Linked DNA regions of Mus musculus: regions 1 and 2 are each linked to region 3. A link is a contact called in ENCODE Hi-C or POLR2A ChIA-PET data. All regions are on one chromosome and are shown on one strand. The core of a region is the stretch at or near the end of the contact, and the rest is flanking DNA. Distances in the headings are between cores, read along the strand shown.

Region 1 (2,998 bases), core at 51-2,550, 41 kb before region 3:
ACGTGTTGCATAGACTTGTTAAACTGCATTAATTCCTTCAATCTGGAACAGTTCTTCAGCGTATGCCTTTCATGACCTTGCCATTTTTGAAGCATACAAACCATTTCTTTCAGCAGGATGTCCATTTATGTAAAACGTTTTATACTATAATCTTTGTAGGTCTTACGATTTTCACAATTAAAAATGAGCAGCAACTCAAGAGAGAAATAGGAACCCGGGGAGCAGTAAATTTTAAGAGGCATTGATTAGCATTTAAAAAAAAATGGTCTAACAAGACAATTTGTTAAAAGCTGTGGATCCCTTTTAAATAGCCATTTCTGATTACAAAAATATTATCACGTGGAAAAAAAAACTCCCCAAATAATCTTTTGTAAACCACCTGCACTTTCTCCTGTTCTAGGAAGGAGACCTTAACTAGAGGGGTATTAAAAAAATAACAAAAACAACAAAAAAAAATACCGCGTCACAATCTTTGCTCTTTTGCAGGCGCCATTTTCTGCCCCAGGCACTGCCCCTCCTCCACAGTTTGCCCCTCCCCAGCCCTTCGCCTTGTTCCCAGGAGCCAGGCACCCTCCCCATACCACACTATTCCGCCCCTCGGCCCACAGCTATAGGCTATGGAGTTGCTCTTCAGCGGACGCCACCAAGCTCGTCGGGTTCACAGGCGCTTCGAGTACTTGTAGGCCGTTCCTTGCAACCGACGCAACGTTTTGTAACACACGCCACGCCCCCGCGTTAAGTACGGAGCCAGCCTCCTTTCCAGGCTCCAGGTTCCAAGACGCAGTCCCCTCTCACCCCCTCCCCAAACGATGCAGTCCCCTGACTCCCACGGCCATCCCCTTCACGCCCCACCCCTATCACAAACCCCATTTTGTCCTTAGGCGGCTGACTGCCCCACTCGGGCCCCGCCTTTTCCCCCAAACGTTGAGATTCATTCACTTAGCACTTCCACGCCCCCTCTCTCCCGCCGGCCCAAGCCCCTTCCCAGCCTCGCACCGCTTCATCCTCAGAATTTGATTTCTAAGTACCCCGCGATACTAACGCCCCCAAGGTCCCCTTGGCCAAGGCTTCATTGAAGCCCAGCCTCACCAGCTTTCGCCAGCTCGCAGTGGACGCTCTCGCCCATTCCCGATTTGGCGCCACTGTTCATCCAGGTCTGGCATTGCCTCGGGCTGTGTGTCTCGGTCCTCAGCAGAGGCCGGGACGGCAGCTGCAGCTGGGTCCGCTGCGACCGCCGCCATCACCGTCTGTCCTCCTCCAACTGCCGACGCAACTGAAGATAGGAAGACGACCCTCAACTGGCACTTCCGGATTCTGTCCCGGAAACGGAAGCAGAGCCCCCCAACAATCAGGGGGCTACTGCCATCTTGGAAACGTCACCATTTGGCGGAAATTGGGTGGTGGTCTGTGGTCTCTGCAACCAATACCAGGGGTTAACTCTCTTGTTTGGAACTAAGACATTAGTGCCTTGTGGAATTCTCTAACACCAGGTGAAATGGTCCTTTGGTGGAGGCCAGAGGTTTCCAAAATGAGCAAATATGTGTTTAGGGCCTCACAAAGGATGCTTAGGGCAAATAGTTGCCCCTTTAACTGCAAACCCATACTATGAAAGCGGCATTTTTGTTAGCCTAACGTGAATTACCTTTCTCATCCATCAAAACCAAATGTATGGGCTAGAGATATGGCTCAGAGGTTAAGGGCACTCATTGCTCCTGCAGAAGAAAGAGTTCAATTCCCAGAACCCACATGGTGGCTCACAACCATCCATAACACAGGTTCCTGAGGATCAGCGGAAATGGACAAGGTACACATATATGAATACAGGGAAAACATTTATATACATGAAATAAAAGGTTTTTTTCTCAAATAGTTTATCATCTCCTGAGAGCCTGAACTAGGGTGTGGCTCTCTGTGTGATTGTCTGTGTGTCATCTGTCTTTTCTATCTTTGAGACAGGGACTTTGCTAAATTGCCCCAGAATTTCCTCCAACTCTATGAAGCCCAGGCTGGCAATTGATTTGCCTTGATCCTCCTTCCTCAGCTTCCAAAGTGATGGAATACAGGCATGCACTTCAACATTCAGCTTCCTGAACTAGAGTTACCAGACAAATCTGTGTGTTTGTTGGAAGCATAACAAATACTGAGTCTGTCCAGTTTAAGTGACTTGCTGGACTTAAATAGTAGCCTTGGGTAGCAGATAACTGTATTGTTTTTGGCCCATGAGTAACAATGTGGGAAACTGAGAGCCAGAAATGTGAAATCATTTGTCCTCAGCTAGGATGTGCCATAGCACGGCAGACCTAGTTCCAGAGCTGTGTCCTTAAACACCAGGCAGATCCTCAAACTGTGGTCACATGCTATCAGCTCAGGAAACCCTCTCAGGAGGTTTCACAAAATCAAGACTTTCTGCAGTATCTTCACTCTCATTTTCATGCATATATAGTGGAATTATTCAGAGGGTATCTTGGGATAACCAATTCATTGAGTGTCCCCAATCTTTAATATAAAGGAAATCTGATGACAAACATGTATGTGAAAACCATTGAACCGGCCAGGGTTTCTTTTGGTGTTTTTTTGAAAGAGTCTCAATTCTGAACATGAAGCTCAGATTGGCCTTGAACTTATGATGATCCCCCTGCCTTAGCCTCCCAAATGCTAGGAGTACAGGATACAGGTGTACCAGGCTCTATGTCAGACTTCAGCACTACTGCAATTTTTTCTTGTGAGAAGTAGCACTTTAGCTGGGCATGGTGGCTCACGCCTTTAATCCCAGCACTCAGGAGGCAGAGGCAGGCGGATTTCTGAGTTCGAGGCCAGCCTGGTCTACAGAGTGAGTTCCAGGACAGAGAAACCCTGTCTCAAAAAAAAAAAAAAAAGAAAAGAAAAAAAGTAGCACGTTAGGGTATTAAGCTGTTCCCTGATCTCTACTTCTAGAAAATGGTGGCAACCATCACAACAAAGGCTGTGTATCACCAGACATAATCAGACATCCTTAAGT
Region 2 (3,058 bases), core at 430-2,929, 45 kb after region 3:
GGCAAAAGGGGCCTCTTTCCCAAGTGGTTCCAAAACATCTTGTTCTACTGAGTGACAGGGACAGCTACTTCATCCAACTTTTGGGACTGCCTTGAGAAGTACAAGATCTGAGAGTGTCATGACCCAACCAGAGATCAAAATTACCCCTGAATCTTTAGCTGCCACCCATTTGTACAGGAACCAAGTAAAGCTAGGCGGGTATAGTACTTGCCCAACGGTAGGTTGCCACAACACCTTTTCTCTTAAGTACCTATTTTCTCTTCCAACTCAAGGATCAGTTAACTTCCCCCAGATGGGGAAAAGAATCACAGGCAGGAACCCCAGTGGATGAGAACCTGACACAAAATGCTCAATGGCAAAAGAATGAGTCTAATTTTGTTGCATACACAGCACAGAAAAGAAACAAAGTTACAGACAAGCCCCCAAAATAGCCAAGGGCCAGGATCACAGGATACCTATAAGAGACACAATTAAACGGATTTCCCTTTGAATATATAGACCTCACTGTTACAGATACAACTCCCAAAAGAAGAAACGCCGGATATATATATTCTCTGCACCCCCTCCCCAAACTAACTAAGTTGGGGTCGATCAGTAACAAGCCTGCTTCCTGATAAGGATCAGAGGTCAGATACAGACCCCAAGGATAAAAACCATATTCACTTTCTTTCTCCGCGCTTGTCACCCTCATTCCCACCACATAAATGAATAGAGGCCGCAGCCAGAGTATTTCCCCGTGGATAGTTAAGTAACAAGGGCAGTCAGCACAACCCTCCTCTAAGAACACCCCCCGCAAAGTCGCAAACACGCGCGTTTCAAAAGATAAAAAGTTCGGTGGGCAAATACAGTAAGTCACAGTACCCCACTCCCATCTGTCTCTCCCTTCCCCCAACCCGCGTGCACCCATCCCGCGTCCCAATCGCGCACGCGCTTTTGCTTTCATAAGAAAAAAGCTGGGGTGGGGGACCATACCCCCTCTTCAGGTGCAGGCTGTGCAGGCATCCCTCAGCTCTGTGCGAACTCCGAGGGTACAGTCCGTCCCCGCGCCTCTTCTATGCACACCGGCCCTCTCCCCCTCCCACGCGCCCAGCTCCTTTACCTCCGATCCCACGACCCGCAACGGCGCTCACCTTCTCGGCCCGGGCTGTCAAGGGAGGGCTCCCAGGCATCACCTCCGCCCGCCACCACCTCCTTCAGAACTGTTAGTTCAAATGGGAGCCAATGCATGCAACTACCAAGTCCAAGACTGGGAGCAAAAAGGAGGAAAGGGGGAGGGGAGACGCGACCGACGCGTTGCCCTCCCAAGGAAACTCGGTGCCACCTCCTCCTAGCCGGCCACAGTCACCAACACAAAATGGCGACGAGAAGAGAGCCGGCGATCCGACCACCATCCACCTACTAAGGGAGCGCGCTCTGGCCGGCCTTGACGATTGGTTGCCGGTCACCATTGGCTGGCCCTGGCATTCTCTGATTGGCAAGCATATGCTACCTCCCCATTCCCTGTGAGAACGGCCCAGGAGTCCAGAAAAAAGAGTAGCTATTGGCTACCCCTAAGAGGCCCGCTCTTTAGAAGCTTGCTGTCCTTTGAAGTTGAAAGACAACTAGAAGCTCCACCTCTTTCCCTACAGGGCCATCTAGATGTCACCGCTTTCTTCTTACGAAGAAAATGAACAGACCTCTCAAAAACAACTCTCTCCCAGACTAACAGAAATGATAACGTTGATTCGGTAGCGACACGGCGTGGGAGGCAAAATAGAGTCCGCACCTCGCCGAACTCGTAAACAAACTTAGGCCGGGGATCTATTTAGCAAGGTAAGGGCGGAGCGACAAAAATCGCGCTGGGATCAACCGCAGCTGCGCACATTGTATTTCCGTCTCCCTCCCCCCCCCCGCCCCCCAGGACTCCGCAGTACAAGCTGTCATGGCGGCCCGACTGTTAAGCTTGTATGGTCGCTGCCTGTCAGCAGCGGGGGCGATGAGAGGGCTCCCGGCTGCTCGCGTTCGCTGGGAGTCCTCCAGGGCTGTAATCGCCCCATCCGGTGTGGAGAAAAAGCGGCAACGAGAACCGACCATGCAGTGGCAGGAGGACCCAGAACCCGAGGACGAAAACGTCTACGCGAAGGTGAGAGGGAGGGGGGAAAACGGGACGCTGTAGGGGCCAATCTGGACCAGGGAAACCAGTGTCAAAGCGGACATTCTCCGGCCCGAGATTTGAGCAGTGGACAAAATCTTCGAATATTCAGAAATTTTGCCTAGCTTGTTTTTCTCTTTCGTTGCCTTATTTGCAGTCAGAAATCACACTGAAAGAGGGCAGCACCCAAAGCATGTTAGAAACTTTATAATTAGGGTAATACTAAACTCTAAGGTAACACGTGCATAATGCCAGGCTGTGCTAGACACTTTGTATCTATTTACTCATCTCAATTCTAAAGTAGCGTGATTTTGAAGTAGGCACTATAACTGTTACTGAAGTAGGCACTGTAACTGTTACAGTGACATAGATGAGGATACTAAAACACAAGTTGCTAGCCCAAGATCACAGCTTGAGTAGGTCATGGAGCTGATTATTTGCATTCAGGACTGAATTCCTGTGCTTTATGGAGAGCAGAGATTCTGGAGTCAGACATCTTGGGTTGAAAATTATTCACTTGTATGACCTTGGACAAGTAATTTAATCTCTTGGTGCCTCGGTTTCTTTGTAAAGTGAGAAAAGTACTAGGAAAGCTAAGAAAAACACACCTGCTTCATATGAGTCAGAATGGTCACTGCAGCTCTTACCACTTACTTCAGAAGTACTCCAAATTAGAAGGTGTTTATTATTGCCATTTCCACTCTACTGAGGATATTGTGAGGTTTGTGTTTTTGAAAAGGCCTAGTATATTCAACATTAACATCTGATTGAAGATCTTAAATTATTATAGGGTCCTATAGAATAAGTGGACCCATAGGAAATTGCCAATATCCAAACATTTTTTTAATCTTTATAAATAGCACTTTCCAAGGATGAAACTTAACAGACAGGGTGAGCACTCCCAAACAAGTACGTGAGGCCAATTAT
Region 3 (3,174 bases), core at 112-2,611:
GTGATAGAGGTTCAGGGAAGTCAAAAGCAAATGCTGAGACTCTCTGAATGATGATGGTACTAGAAACCTTTAAAAAAGACGAGGGCAGATTCTGAGGCCTGTTGTTAGATTAAGGAATCTATAAAAAGAGAAGCTAGAATGCTGGTCTGCCTTTGAAGGCAAAAATTGGGTCTAGAATGAGACCATCGGGCAGATGGGGCTACAAATCAAGAGTCTGAAAGAGTAGATGGCGGCAAGAGATCACTAATGGAGAACTGTGTCCAAACAGGTCCTCCCTGGCGTCTAGTCCCATGAGAGACTAAAGGAAATATACTGGGGTTACGATGGCTGATGGAGAAGACAACAATGCTTCAAGAACAATGAGAACGTGAAAAAGGGGGGCGTCCCTAAAAGCAGGGAGAGTCTCTAAAGGCAGGTGCTTAAAAGAATAAGAATGCCAGGTGTCCACGATGGAGGATGCTATGTCAAAGTGGTATTGGGAGATCTCAAATGTAGGAATGGATTTCCCACGGAAAGGCTAGGCAGAGAGCTTTTCACCGGGTTTAATCCAGATGGCAGCTCTAAGGACAGATAGTATCCTGGGGGGAGGGGAGACTGGATGAAAATGCTAGACAAGGCTCTTCATTCGGAAATGAAGGCCACGCGGACCTTTCCTCAAGCCTGGCCCCTCTTAAGCCATGAGAGCAAATACTGAAGGGCTAGGAAGAGTCTCAAGGGAGATTTTGGGGCAGGTCTTCAAATAGCACACAAGTATGGACGGCTTTCATGAGCAGCGACACCGAATTCCGGTGCCTTTATGGAGACTGTGGGGAGTTCTGATAGGAAATGCATGGCTCAGGATCGGATCAAGATACCTGGTAATAGTGCTGAGCCAGAAGTCTCCAGAAGCTGAGATAGGGGTCTGACGTCAAGGTCAGATTTCGAAGCTCAAGGGAATAGGGGTGGTCCCAGACAGACGTGATCCACCCCACCCCAGGATTTGCACACCCCCACACCCGCTTGCCTAGTGACTCTTAATACCCAGGACACGGCAGTGCACTCAGACATTGGGCTGGCAGAGAGCCAGCAGGGACCCTCCCATACCTCCCAGAGCCCTTGCGCTTCGAGCCAGGTGCAGAGAAAAGCTATTACCAATGCCGGTTCCCCGGGTCGTGCCGCCGCCAACTCCTCAAGGAGCCGAAGTCAAGCTCGGCCGCCACCCTCCTCTTTCTCCTCCTCCTCCTGCCGCCTGGGCCAGCTAGGATCACTGTCGCCTTCTCCTTCCCCGACCGCGGTGGTTGTGGTCTTCCCTGCCACCCTCCTTCACCCCAGCAGCCGACACAAGATGGCGGCGGCAGAGCCCAAGGCCGGAACAAAACCCTGAGCCCCACCCCCAGAAACCCGGATGCAAGAGGACCGCGCCCACTCATGAATCATGTATTTTCCCTGCCCAGTTTGGGACTTCTTTAATTAGAAGGAGAACAGCTCCACCAAGTGGCTCTGGAGGCAGTAACTAGAAAAACAGGTAGAGCAAGAGGCTATGAAATATGAATAAAGAATTACTGCATCTAAGCTGTCAAAGAAATCAAGGAAGGACCTCAAGGCCATTCTTCCCGATCGTGAATCACGAAGCAAGGTTATGGGTTTACTAGGACTAGGCAACCAGAAAGTAGATGTTAAAGCATTACAACCACACCCCATGTTCATGAATAATGAATGATCTTGCAGTAGCTGGGAATCAAGGAGACCAAAGCTATATCGTATTCATGAATAATGCACGAGACTCAGTGAGATGGAACAAAAGAGGCAGGCCTGCCTTATTGCTCCATCTAATACCCAGTAAGCAAGAAACAGGGCTACTGCAGGCAGCACTCCTCTGACTCCTAAATACTGAATGAAGCTGTTGGAGCAGCAGCAGCAGCAGCAGCAGCAGCAGCAGCAGCAGCAGCAGCAGCAGCTCAACTTGAAAACAGAGAGGTCAAGAAAGGTTGTGTCCACCAGGTGTGGTGGTGTACACTTTTAATCCCAGCACTCAGTGGGCAGAAGCAGGAGGGTCTGAGTTTGAGGCCTGTCTGTAGAAGGAGTTCCAGGACAATCAGAGCTACACATAGAAACCTTGTCTTAGGGTGGTGGGGTGGGAACACCAAAAGAAAGATTGCGCCCAAGCTGCGCTTATGTGCATGGTGCTGCATGCCTTTAATCTCTGCACTAGGAAGGTAGAAGCAGGAGGTTCATTAGTCTGAGGCAAGCCTGGTTAACAGGAAACCCTGTCTCAAAAAAATGTACTGGGCTGGGGAGATGACTCAGCGGGTAAGAACACTGACTGCTCTTCCGAAGGTCCTGAGTTCAAATCCCAGCAACCACATGGTGGCTCACTGTAATGAGATCTGACGCCCTCTTCTGGTGTGTCTGAAGCCAGCTACACCGTACTTAGATATAATAAATAAATATTTGGGCTGGAGCAAGCGGAGTTGACCAGAGCGAGCAGGAATCCTAAAAATTCAATTCCCAACAACCACATGAAGGCTCACAACCATCTGTACAGCTACAGTGTACTCACATACATAAAATAAATAAATAAACCTTTTTAAAAAGTACCAATCCCATACAGTTCACGAATTATTCATGAGGTTTGATGGGCAGCCCCCACCCAAAGTGGCCCTGCCTAGCAAGTGGGAATTATGAGATAATAGTCAAGGCACTCACCATACTGGATAACCGTGCGAAGCCCAAGTGAGCAGTCTTTGCTCGTCATCCATGACCACTTAGGGGCGTATCTTGTTTAAGATAAATACTGCTAAATACAAACTCACTAGATGCCTTTGATAGGCAACGATAGTAATGAAACTAATCCAACTTAGCTGGAGATGTAGACTATGGATAAAGCACTTCCCCAACACCCTGGATTCAATTCATAGTATCATAAAAAACAAACAAACAAACAAACCATACCAATCCCCACCTCAAAAAAAATCCACTGATGAAATGTGTTATGAGAATGAGTACAGAACGGGTCTTAGAGCAGTGCTGCCACAAAACTGTTACAATTTTCAAATATGTGTAACTAAAGGCAATATGTAGACATATTTGCATTAATACAAAATTACTTACATTTGAGGACTTGAATGTTCCCAGATCAGAAAATGAGGATTAAGAATAAGAACTTACCTTGTGACTGAGTAAATATGTAGAAAG

The links. A loop is a pair of places that touch in the nucleus more often than their neighbours do. ChIA-PET counts read pairs that join two places held with the same protein, here RNA polymerase II (POLR2A).
Region 1: a loop to region 3 is called in a map of heart, with 2.2 times the contacts of the local background. The contact joins the promoter of Usp11 here to the promoter of Uba1 in region 3. A Hi-C loop is called at or near these places in 2 of 37 maps with a recorded cell type or tissue (both heart). POLR2A ChIA-PET finds 5 or more read pairs at or near these places in 3 of 5 experiments (Patski and embryonic stem cell).
Region 2: a loop to region 3 is called in a map of heart, with 2.2 times the contacts of the local background. The contact joins the promoter of Rbm10 here to the promoter of Uba1 in region 3. A Hi-C loop is called at or near these places in 3 of 37 maps with a recorded cell type or tissue (gastrocnemius and heart). POLR2A ChIA-PET finds 5 or more read pairs at or near these places in 3 of 5 experiments (Patski and embryonic stem cell).

What each region holds. Positions count from the first base shown.
Region 1 is chrX:20,702,211-20,705,208 of GRCm38, reverse strand. It overlaps Usp11 (ubiquitin specific peptidase 11), which reads right to left and starts at 1,300. Exons shown (of 21, transcript NM_145628.4): 1 at 1,090-1,300. The coding sequence starts at 1,241.
Region 2 is chrX:20,616,124-20,619,181 of GRCm38, reverse strand. Rbm10 (RNA binding motif protein 10) reads right to left here and starts at 1,679. Exons shown (of 24, transcript NM_145627.3): 1 at 1,131-1,679. Ndufb11 (NADH:ubiquinone oxidoreductase subunit B11) reads left to right here and starts at 1,563. Exons shown (of 3, transcript NM_019435.5): 1 at 1,563-2,122. The coding sequence starts at 1,922.
Region 3 is chrX:20,661,083-20,664,256 of GRCm38, reverse strand. It overlaps Uba1 (ubiquitin-like modifier activating enzyme 1), which reads right to left and starts at 1,361. Exons shown (of 26, transcript NM_001136085.2): 1 at 1,132-1,361.